3 separate regions of the Homo sapiens genome follow, and all the other regions are linked to region 1. A link is a contact called in ENCODE Hi-C or POLR2A ChIA-PET data. All regions are on one chromosome and are shown on one strand. Each heading gives the region's core, a stretch centred on a gene start or an enhancer-like site at or near the end of the contact. The rest is flanking DNA. Distances are from core to core; before and after follow the strand shown. Region 1 overlaps FNDC3B (fibronectin type III domain containing 3B). Region 2 holds the start of TNFSF10 (TNF superfamily member 10). Region 3 holds the start of LINC02068 (long intergenic non-protein coding RNA 2068).

Region 1 (3,777 bases), core at 593-3,092:
CCTTTCTCCTTCTTCCTGTCTCAGTTATCTTGATTTTTATGTTTATTCTTATATTTACATAAGAACGGAATGTTAAACCCTTAGATAAAACTGTCACCCAATGTTGTGTCATCAGACTTAAGATGAATTGGTGTTGAGTTCTCAGAGTACAGCTCTGTAGTGTGAATCCCTGGTCATTTCGTAGCTAATGCTTAACCTGTTAGCCCCAATTTCCTCTCTTAAAATGGGAACAATGATAGTACCTATCTGATAGGATTGTGAGGATAATCCATTGTAAGTGTCATTATTCTTATCATCATTATCTAGTTGTATACACAGCTTTACTGATTTTTCCCCCCCCTAAATAGATGGCATGATTGTGGGCAATGACTTCATTTTCCTACTTGTAGAAATCAGTTGAAATTCTAGTCTCCCTTTCATTGCTTATTTATGATAGACTTGCTTTCATAGGGTTGCTGGTGATGGCACCAGTTCAAACATTTTAGATGAAGGTTTATAAGAATGTGTATACTGTTCAGATATGGGGTTATAGCTAAAACAATGGGTCCAGTGTTCCATGAATTTAAAGTAAATTTTGTTGTAGATTTTTAGTTGTTGGTTTTCTTTTGAATAACAGCCGTTCACTCTTGCACCACGCCTGAGCAGCTATATTCAGAGAAGGCTGTATCCTCTTATTTTATCCAACAAAGCAGTTTTTCTAATGTGCCTCCTTTTACATTTTCATTGAATTCCATACTTCTGGCTGGGCATAGTGGCTCACGCCTGTAATCCCGACACTTTGGGAGGCCAAGGTGGGGCAGATCACCTGAGGTCAGGAGTTTAAGTCCAGCCTGGCCAACATGGTGAAACCCCATCTCTATTTCCCCCTAAATACCAAAATACAAAAATTAGCTGGGCTTGGTGGTTGGCACCTGTAATCCCAGCTACTCAGGAGGCTTGAGACAGGAGGATCACTTGAACCTGGGAGATGGAGGTTGCAGTGAGCTGAGATCGTGCCATTGCACTCCAGCCTGGGAGACAGAGTGAGACTGCGTCTCAAAAAAAAAAAACTTGTTTCCATACTTGTTAAAATTTTTATTTAGTGCATTCTGTTTCTTAGGCAGTACCAAGAAGCAGTCAGGGCTATATATTGGGAAGATCATTATAGATTTTGGAGTGAGATTGCCTGGCTCAAAAATCCCCTGCACATTAGATGTATATTGTAAAATTAGTTCCTTAACTTCTCTACACCTCAGTTTCCTTATCTGTAGAGCTGGAATAGTAATTTCTCTCTGGAAGGATTGCTGTGATTAAATGAGTTATTGTGTACAGAGCACTAAGAACAATTTCTGAGTCATAGTAGGGGCCCAATAAATAGGAGTGATTACTAAGCTTTCGCTCTTTATTATGGGTGGGCATTGACCCCCCCTTCATTTTTTGTTAGCTAATCATTTTTAAAGCATTTCAGAAAGCCTATGCGAACTGGAGTTATTAGGATTTTTTAGATGTCTTCACGTTTAAATTCTAACACTTCAAAATAACATGTTTAAAAGTTATGCAATCGCAGTTTAACTCCTCAACCCTTCTGCCCTTTAGGCTTGTTAAACAATGATTAAAATGTCATCTCTGAAGGTACCACTGCTTAGAGTTCTTTAAATGTCACAGATCTTTGCATGTCAGATAATTCAGAAAAGCGAGCAGTGTCGCATTACCTCAGTGGTTGGCCACAGGCTATTTCACAGCTTGTAGTCTTTCAGTTCCTGCTTTATTCTTTCTGTATTTTTTACTCTTGTTCTTGCACTTCCAACCTGAAATAGAAAAGTTCATGTTACAAGTGTCTTTAAGGAAGACTGGATTAAGTTCTTCAAGGGCAAGGGTCAAAGCTTAGTCATCTTTGTATCCCAGAGCCTATCCTGCATGCAGGAGGCATTCAGACTGAAGGAAAGTCATTTCCTGATACTTGTCTTAGTCTGTCTGGGCTGCTATAACAAAAATACCAGAGACCGGGTGGCTTATTAACAACGGAAATCTATTTCCTACAGTTCTGGAGGCTGGGAAATCCAAGATCAAGATACTAGCTTCTTTGGTGTTTGAGGAAGGCCTGCTTTCTGGTTCATAGATGGCAGTTTCTCTCTGTGTCCTCACGTGGCTGAAAGGCCTAGGGGTCTTCTTGGGCCTCCTTTATAAGGACACTAATCCCTCATGAATGGGGATTAGTGTCCCTCATGATCCAGTCACCCCTTCTAGTACCACCCCTTCTAATACCATCACCTTTGGGGTTAGAATTTCAATGTATGAATTTGCGCTGGGGTAGGGGACACAAACATTCAGACAGTGATAGTACTGCTGAAGATAAAATGATGGAAAAATTCTCTTAGGTAATTTAGAGAAGTTATTTATTTTTGTTGTTCTGAAAAGGTAGTTAAATTTAGTTATTTTCACTCTTAGTTCCTCAATTTAAGATAATGAATACAGGCATGAGTGTGTTTCCAAAAACAGTAATTCTGAAAAAGTCCAATATATGGATTAGCTTCTCTTACCTGTAAAAATGCATGAGGGAATCATTATATTCATGCTTTTAATAACTTTATTTTGGGGGAGAATAGGATGGGAATACCTTAGAAAATGTTAGGCTATTTAATCCTTAAAGATACATCAACTTTTTCCCAAACTTTGTATTTATTTTTGTGTTATTAACAAATATTTTAGGTTACTCGTTAATTTTATTAATATTTTATGTTTTCTTGCTGTTGGAAATTATAGCGTTTATGTATAGTAATAAATTCTCGGTAAACTCTGTGTCAGACCCAGGAACAAATTATGCTTTAGTAAATGAGGGTTGGGGCGGTGGCTCATGCCTATAATCCCAGCACTTTGGGAGGCCGAGGCGGGCGGATCATGAGGTCAAGAGATTGAGACCATCCTGGCCAACATGGTGAAACCTTGTCTCAACTAAAAATACAAAAATTAGCTGGGCGTGGTGGCACACACCTGTAGTCCCAGCTACTCTGGAGGCTGAGGGAGGAGAATCGCTTGAACCTGGGAGGTGAAGGTTGCAGTGAGCCGAGATCGTGCCACTGCACTCCAGTCTGGTGACAGAGTGAGCCTCCATCTCAAAATAAATAAATAAATAAATAAATAAATAAATAAATAAATAAATAGTAAATGAGGCTCATTCGTGCTTGTCAGTGTTTGCATTGATGTAAAGAAATACTTGAGACTGTGTAGCTTATAAGGAAAAGAGGTTTAATTGGGTCATGGTTCTGCAGGATATATAGGAAGCTTGGTGCTGGGATCTGCTTCTCGTGAGGGCCTCAAAGAACTTACAATTATGACAGAAGACGAAGGGGAGCCAGCGTGTCACATGGCGAGAGGAGGAGTAAGAGAGAGAAGGGAGAGGTCCCAGACTCTTAAACAACCAGATCTCCTGTGCACTGAATGAGAACTCACTCATCACCATGGGGATGGTGCTAGGCCATTCCTGAGGGACCCATCCTCACAATCCAGTCACCTCCCAGCAGGCCCCACCTCCAACGTTGGGAGTCACATCTCAGTGTGAGATTTGGAGGGGACAGAGATCCAAATCATATCATTTACTGAGTTAAATGAAGGTGGCATAATGGTTTTTCTCTACCAGCGGTGTGATTGAAGAGGGCAGGCAGGCGTCGAGCCTGAAGGAGTGCATTCGTGGTGGGATGTGGAAGGAGAAGCAGATATTACAGACATTTAGGAGATAGTCATGACTTGTGACCAGTGAGAACACACTGGATGAATGTTTCCCTAAGGTAGATGAACTAC
Region 2 (3,794 bases), core at 820-3,319, 380 kb after region 1:
AAGAAAAAAACCACATCAAAAAGTGGGCAAAAGATATGAACAGATACTTCTCAAAAGAAGACATTTATGTGGCCAACAAACATGAAAAAAAGCTCATCATCACTGGTCATTAGAGAAATGCAAATCAAAACCATAATGAGATACCATCTCACTCCAGTTAGAATGGTGGTCATTAAAAAGTCAGGAAACAACAGATGCTGGAAGGATGTGGAGAAATAGGAATGCTTTTACACTGTTGGTGGGAGTATAAATTAGTTCAACCAGTGTGGAAGACAGTGTGGCAATTCCTCAAGGAACCAGAAATACCATTTGACTCAGCAATCCCATTACTGGGTATATACCCAAAGGATTATAAATCATTCTACTATAAAGACACATGCACACATATGTTTATTCCAGCACCATTTACAATAGCAAAGACTTGGAACCAACCCAAATGCTCATCAGTGATAGACTGGATAAAGAAAATGTGGCACATATACACCATGGAATACTATGCAGCCATTAAAAAGAATGAATTCATGTCCTTTGCAGAGACATGGATGAAGCTGGAAGCCATCATTCTCAGCAAACTAACACAGGAACAGAAAACCAAACACTGCATGTTCTCACTCATAAGTGGGAGTTGAACAGTGAGAGCACATGGACACAGGGAGGGCAACACACACACTGGGGCCTGTCGGGGGTGGGAGGCTAGGGGAGGGAGAGCATTAGAACAAATCCTAATGCCTGTGGGGCTTACAACCTAGATGATGGGTTGATGGGTGCAGCAAACCACCATGGCACATGTATACCTATGTAACAAACCTGCACGTTCTGTACACGTATCCCAGAACTTAAAGTAAAATAAAAAAATTTAAAAATAAAGAAATCTGTTTGCCAGAATTCACAAAGAGCAATAGACCTCATGTGAGTTATGAATCTGAACTTCATCCTGCTGTGTGCTATTGGATAAAGACTCTAAGAGCTACATTACAGATTTTTTCGACAGGAAGTATCACAGTAACAAGGCCCTATTTAAAGGCTGTTGCTACTGCTGTGGAACAGATTTACCCATTTGTGTTTGAAAGCAGGAAAGAAATTTTATCATTCACCACTTAATTGGTTAGAATCTCTTACTGTGCACCTTTTAAAACCTGCTGCACATTGGACTCAAAAGGAAAACTGAACCAACGGTAATTGAGGAAATAGACTCTTTTATTTATTCATGGCTACAGTGTAAGCTCCAGTCCCTTTGGATTTTATTCCAAACCTTGTTATAATATAAAAAAGGAAGTTTACAAGACATGTCATTGCTGCTTTTACAAAAGGACATTCTATTTATTTTCGCAGGAATTCTCATGTCCCCATAAGCAGAGCTGTCACAGTGTGCACTACCTTAGGTTGTTTTATTGTTGTCATTGTTATTTTTTTCCATTTTGAGCTAATGTGTTTTATCTGTGAATAGTCTTTTACATTTTTGTATGCTGAAAATGGGCACCAAAGAACCTGTAAAAATTATCTTTTTCAATTGAATGTGCACAAATAAAAGTTTGGAAAAGGAAAACAAAAGAACTACAAAGCATTTAGCAGAAAGCTTTCATGAAGAGTTGCAATGGCTGATATTATAAAATACACATACTTTTAAAAACAAAAAATCCCTCAGGAGTTTTGTTGCCCACATCTGCTAGTAACTAGTGAAGCCAGTTGTGTAACTGCACTTAGTTTACACAATTTCTTGAACTTACAGTTTTGCAAAGACCTCAGTTGTTATGTGATTTAGCAGTTAGAGTGTACCCACAGAGAAAGGAAGCAGGAAAGTCTTCAGAGAGGGGCAAGCTGACATGCAAAGAAGCAGGTAACCAGACATTTGCTAAGCGCCTCGAAGACTGAGTGCACTGCACTGCACTGACCTGCTTCAGCTCGTTGGTAAAGTACACGTAAGTTACAGCCACACAGAGAGACTGCAGGAGCACTGTGAAGATCACGATCAGCACGCAGGTCTGTCCCAGGCTGGGTCCCCCCTGGACCTCCATCATAGCCATGATCCTGTCAGAGTCTGACTGCTGTAAGTCAGCCAGGCAGCCGGTCACTGAAGCCCTTCCTTCTCTATTCTTTTATAGTCAGTGAGGAAATGAAAGCGAATGAGTTGTTTTTCTGGGTTCTGTGGCCTTGGCCCCACCCACATCTATTGAACCTGCAACTGTCCCTCCCCTTTCCTACTGCCCAGGGACAGCTCTTGTCTCAAAGTAGTCGTTGGAAAGGAGGGAAACTGAAAGAAGCTCCTCTCCTTGCCCTCAGGATCCATGCACCCCTTATCTGCACTCACCTCAAGCCCATTTCTCTCTTCTCTTTCTTGCTCTCCTTTTGATAATGTCCTCAGCCAAAGAGGGGAGGGATTTTCTTTGCTTTTCCCTAACATATCCTCATTCTACCACAGAGCTCTAAGCCTCATGGCCTGGCTGTCATAGGCACAAGGCCTGTTTTCTAAATTATAAGATAATTTTTATGACCTGAAACTTCCATATGTGGTTTTTCTCATGCTACTGTGAGGGTGGGAAGAGGGCAGGGTGGGAGTGGATAAAGGAAAATAGAAATACTGTCTCATAGCAATGGTCTTGCTACATAATTCCATCTTGAATGTCAGAATCTAAATATTGACGACTTCTTCCTCTTTGCAAACCTTCAGACACAAATTCTAATCTCCTTCTCAGATCTCCATCCCTACCAAGACAACATGCCTGTGTGTTAGGCTGGACAGGTAGGAAGTAGTTGACACACTCAGAAAGGCAAAGGAAAAAAACATGTGGATGTTTTCCAAAATATTAACCCCATCACAATGTCTCGCTGTCACTATCCTTTTACAGATTAGGAAAAGAAGTTACAGGGAGTTAATTACCCTCAGATTCAGGACCCAGCCCCAAATCTCCCCACTATCAGATGTCATAAGCTGGCCCAGCTGTATGTTGTCTCTATATCTTATTCAGCATTTCTTTCTTTCCTTTTCTTCCTTTCTTTCTTTCTTTCTTTTCTTTTCTATTCTTTCCTTCTTTCCTTCTTTCTTTCTTTCTTTCTTTCTTTCTTTCTTTCTTTCTTTCTTTCTTTCTTTCTCTCTTTCATGTATTTATTTATTTTTTTGACAGAATCTCACTTTATCGCCCAGGCTGGAGTGCAGTGGTGCAATGGCACAATCTCGGCCCACTACAACCTCCACCTCCCAGATTCAAGCAATTCTCCTGCCTCAGCCTCCCAAGTAGCTGGGATTACAGGTGCATGCCACCATGCCCAGCTAATTTTTTTGTATTTTTAGTAGAGATGGGGTTTTACCATGTAGGCCAGGCTGGTCTCGAACTCCTGACCTCAAGTGATCCTCTTGCTTCAACCTCCCAACGTGCTGGGATTACAGGCATGAACCACTGCATGGGGCCATTGTTTAGTTATTCCATTCTTGACCCACTGAGTCAGAGTTTCTGGCAGTGGACTTAGGAACCTACATTTTTCAGCAAGTACTCCAAGAGATCCTTTGAAACCTAAAGTTTGGGACCCTAGATCTACAGTTACATTCCTGAGTTCATTCAGGCACCGCTGGTCACCATCACTTCCTGCCCTTGCCTTCTATCTGTAAATGAGTCTATATTTAAGAAAATATTTTCAAATTTTAAATTTGCCTCTGTCAAATTGCCAAATTTTTAAATGCAAATTCCTTTCAGACACAGACAAATTGGCAAGGTAGCATTTTTCCTACTAAAAGTTTTAGACATTATGTGAACCTAACACTATTTGAACACACTTACACTCTAAGTCCTAGACTGAAT
Region 3 (4,078 bases), core at 322-2,821, 450 kb after region 1:
TTTTTCCCCACATTTTATTTTTCTTTTCTTTCTTTCTTTCCTTTTTTTTTTTTTTTTTTTTTTTGAGATGGAGTTTCACTCTTGTTGTCCAGGCTGGAGTGCAATGGCGTGATCTCAGCTCACTGCAACCTCCACCTCCTGGGTTCAAGCAATTCTCCTGCCTCAGCCTCTGGTGTAGCTGGGATTACAGGCACACGCCACCACGCCTGGCTAATTTTTGTATTTTTAGCAGAGATGGGATTTCACCACATTGGCCAAGCTGGTCTCAAACTCCTGACCTCAGTGATCCATCTGCCTCAGCCTCCCAAAGTGCTGGGATTACAGGTGTGAGCCACTGCGCCCAGCCCCCATTTTCTGAGGTGAAATGAAGGAAGAGTTAATCATTCATGCTCCTTTTCTTGGGTTCAGCTGCCATCCTTACTTACCTCTGATGGAGGACTAGGGATTTCTGGGACTTGAACTCCTGTTATAGAAGGTCAGATTAGCCTTAAGCTGAACAGCAGCAGCTACCTGGGCCTTTCTCCCCTGAATAAAAGTTCTGAAGATCTAAAATGAAAATATGAAAGGAAAGAAATTATCAAGTTCTGTCTACTAAATATCTCAGTGGATTTCCTACCTCAACTGGTAGATTTGTCTTAAGGCCTTTGTTTGGAGTGTTTTCCTACAAGTCTCAAAGTCTAACAAAAGCAGGCGTTCCCGGTCAAGCTCTGCCAAATTCACCACGTGACCTAGGACCTGAAGTGAACTTTCGTTTCTCCTGTTCTCTCTCTTTCCGACCTTCCCTCCCCGCCAAGGCAATGCAGACAGGGACTCAATATATTATTTTGAGTTCTCCATAGGAAAAGAATTATTATTAAAACAATAAGCTCTCAAGATAAATACCTTTATATAATGTATATACATTCATATATACATGAGTATATACTAGCTTTCATATCTGTATTCTTTTTTTTCTTTCTCACCCAGAACTCAAGAAGACATGCCTGTATCCCTTTTTTTTTTCTCTTTTGAGATGAAGTTTCACTCTTGTTGCCCAGGCTGGAGCGCAATGGCGCAATCTCAGCTTACTGTAACCTCCACCTCCTGCATTCAAGCAATTCTCCTGCCTCAGCCTCCTGAGTAGCTGGGATTACAGGCGCCCACCACCACGTCTGGCTAATTTGTGTATATTTAGTAGAAATGGGGTTTCACCATGTTGACCAGGCTGGTCTTGAACTTCTGACCTCAGGTGATCCACCCGCCTCGGCCTCCCAGTGTGCTGGGATTACAGGCATGAGCCACCGCACCCGGCCCAACATGTCCGTATTCTCAAAGCTATAGAGGTGTCTTTGCTATTTTGTTCTCTTAGGTAAGAACCGGGTCCTCACCTTACACTTTATTCCTCAGGTGAAGAGACTCTGTGTGTGTCCATTCAGGGAAGCATGAGAGCATTTGATTTCAGCTGAGCAGGTTTAGTCATCTAGGAGCTGCTCTCTTAAGTGTTTAACACAATCGTTAACTAACTAAAACTTGCAGGAAATTAATCTGGAATTTCCCAGTAATTACATGTTTTAGATAAGTTTTTGAATTGAGTCCAAGATGATGTGATAGTGCATGTTCATAATTAACTAAGAAACTGAGAAAAGCTTTCTTAATCTAAAAACAAAGCCAAAAATCTTTCCATGCAAGGAAAGAAAATCTTAATTGATTAACTCATTAATAGAGCAGGGAAAAGAAAACAAAAGCAAAAGCAAAAAAACTAACTTGAGATATAGCTGAACTCATAATGTGTATTTGTTTTTATTTCCAGTTGCTGCTTACCATTAGCTGTGCAAGACCAAAGGATTTTGTGCTTTCTCTTGCCTAGTAATTGTTCAGTCCAAAATTTAACCATGTTGTTTTTGTGTTATTACCAGGAGCAAGAGGACATGTGTATTGGTGAGAGAAGAGGGGTGAGGAGTCAGGGATAAGATGAATCTGATTAACTTCAGGGGTTATTAGAATAAATCTTGTAGGCTTGGAGAATCTTGTAGGCTTGGAGAATCTAGAGTTCTATGAGAAATGGTAAGCAGACTTCATAAATCCTGTCTGCGTTGCTGCTATGATCTTGGCCTTCCCCTGACATACTCCCAAGAAATAGAAACGAATAGAAATAGAAATCTAATAGAACTAGAAATAGAAATATTTCCCAAGAAATAGAAAGTAAAACTGACAAAGCCAATGCAAAGAAATCAGTTCGGAAGCTGTTAATTTTCACACGATCTGTGTTCAGTAACCGCCCTCTATCGGCTCTCCTGAATAGCACACTATATGGGACGGAGAATCTGAAAGGCCTTTTTGCTGGTTTTCTTACTAACAGAGAGTTCATAAACCAGGATCTTCTTCAGCCTCCAAGGTAAGGAAATGTGTGATCTCCAAGCTCCCTCTTGTATGTATTGTGAACGCCACTGTCAGAAGAGAAACACCAAAGTTATTCACCTGGAAATGTTGCAGTATGAAGACCATGTATTTGATGGAGAGGTTATTTAAATGGTAACTTTGTTAATGAATTTCTTTGCTAACTTTCCCTGCTTTATTTTCATGCCAAAAACCAGAGAGGTACAGAGAACAGAACTCGGCACCACAGTCTAAAAGTGTTAAGTTTCAGGCACAACACTGCTGTTTTTGAGCTGTGGGTCCTCAGACAAGCCATTTTAGCTTTCCGAGCCTCAGTTTCCCACTTGCCTGCTTCTTCACCACTTCCTGGGGTGATAAGAGAAGACCAAATGATATGTTTGTGAAGGTGCTTTGCCACTCATGTACCCTATGCAGACCCTATTATTAGTAGTACTTTATAAAAGTAAGACATCATTTTCTCATTTACAGGACTGAGGATTAGAAAGAATAATGCTGGGTTTCTGGCTGCCTCCGCTTTTGAGGGCCTAGGAGGCATTCTGACCTAAAGAGAGTAGGCAGTGGAGTCAGACATAAATGTAAACACTGTTAGTGTGACCTTTGCAGATCATCTGTCTGCCCTGTGCTTCTATTATGCTATCTATCTGCAAAGTAAAGAACTTCTTTACAAAATGCCTCATACAAGTGTGAATACAACAAACAAGCTCCATCTCTAAAGTTCTTCATAGAAAACAGAATTATAAGACGCACTCAGTATCCAAGGATAAATGATACCAGGAAAGGGCCAAAGTTAATTAATCCTCTTACAATAAAGAGCATATTTCAAGGTAAATAATAAAAATAATTATCTTAAAATTAACAAAATGTATATGGTTATTTGCAACTATGCATTAATTCTTAGCCCAAAGAATGTTGAGGAGTTGATTTGGCATGAAGAGGACACATTTTCTTGGACAAAATTATAGGATGGCACAGTGCGACTTTGTTTAGCTCATACTACCTTTCGGTAACACCATCAAAGGGGATCTTTTTTACCAAAAACATTTTTTAAATCAAGGGTTTTCATCAATTTTCCAAAGGGATTAAAAAAATTCCCTGACATTTAAGCTGGTACATTTTGGAAGCATTTCTTGTATCATCATCCTTACCCATTACTCTTCTTTAGTGTTAATTTATATGATTCCTTGTCCGTTTTTTTTCTTCAGTTTTTACCTAGTCTGTTGACACGTGACTATACTTGATGTTGGAGCAGTTCTCCAACATTATTTTCATCAATTTCATGAAATTCTGCATCTTTTGCAAGAATCACAACTCCACTTTGCCATCTATTTGACTTGTGTTGTCAGATGTTTACAGTATTCTACAAGCAATAAGAGTTAGGCTGAAAAAGTTTTGACTTGTGATCAGGGATAGTCATTCAAGCTAAGCAGAGAAGATTGTTTGAAAGGGGAACAATTTTATGGGTGTTCGGTTCATGAGTGAATACTTTCATGTAATGGCAAATATTCCTATATAATCATGTTCTAGAGGAATTTAAGTAATGAAAACTCAGATAAGAAGGAGTCTCTGGGCCAGGTGCGGTGGCTCATGCCTGTAATTCTAGCACTTTGGAAGGCTGAGGCAGGCGGATCATGAGGTCAGGAGATCGAGACCATTCTGGCTAACACGGTGAAACCCCGTCTCTACTAAAAATACAAAAAATTAG

Evidence for each region. A loop is a pair of places that touch in the nucleus more often than their neighbours do. ChIA-PET counts read pairs that join two places held with the same protein, here RNA polymerase II (POLR2A). Pooled maps may share reads with other maps.
Region 2: a loop to region 1 is called in a map with no recorded cell type, with 2.8 times the contacts of the local background. The contact joins the promoter of TNFSF10 here to the enhancer-like site in region 1. A Hi-C loop is called at or near these places in 4 of 37 single-sample maps with no recorded cell type and 8 of 50 pooled maps.
Region 3: a map with no recorded cell type shows a loop between it and region 1 (22-fold over the local background). The contact joins the promoter of LINC02068 here to the enhancer-like site in region 1. A Hi-C loop is called at or near these places in 15 of 37 single-sample maps with no recorded cell type and 11 of 50 pooled maps. POLR2A ChIA-PET finds 5 or more read pairs at or near these places in 2 of 52 experiments (K562 and activated naive CD4-positive, alpha-beta T cell).

Annotation. Positions count from the first base shown.
Region 1 is chr3:172,140,814-172,144,590 of GRCh38, forward strand. The region is part of intron 3 of FNDC3B (fibronectin type III domain containing 3B); the gene reads left to right. Among named protein-coding and RNA genes, the nearest start is that of FNDC3B, 100 kb to the left of the region's middle. RefSeq lists enhancers at 1-525, 1,714-1,763. Within about 2 kb of position 1,843, at least 11 of the 41 ENCODE cell types and tissues checked have a DNase peak (open chromatin) inside an H3K27ac peak, as active enhancers do.
Region 2 is chr3:172,521,361-172,525,154 of GRCh38, forward strand. TNFSF10 (TNF superfamily member 10) reads right to left here and starts at 2,070. Exons shown (of 5, transcript NM_003810.4): 1 at 1,893-2,070. The coding sequence starts at 2,024. It also overlaps the pseudogene TBPL1P1. RefSeq lists an enhancer at 2,002-2,051.
Region 3 is chr3:172,594,036-172,598,113 of GRCh38, forward strand. It overlaps LINC02068 (long intergenic non-protein coding RNA 2068), which reads right to left and starts at 1,572. Exons shown (of 4, transcript NR_146714.1): 1 at 1,368-1,572; 2 at 426-546. RefSeq lists a silencer at 2,084-2,378.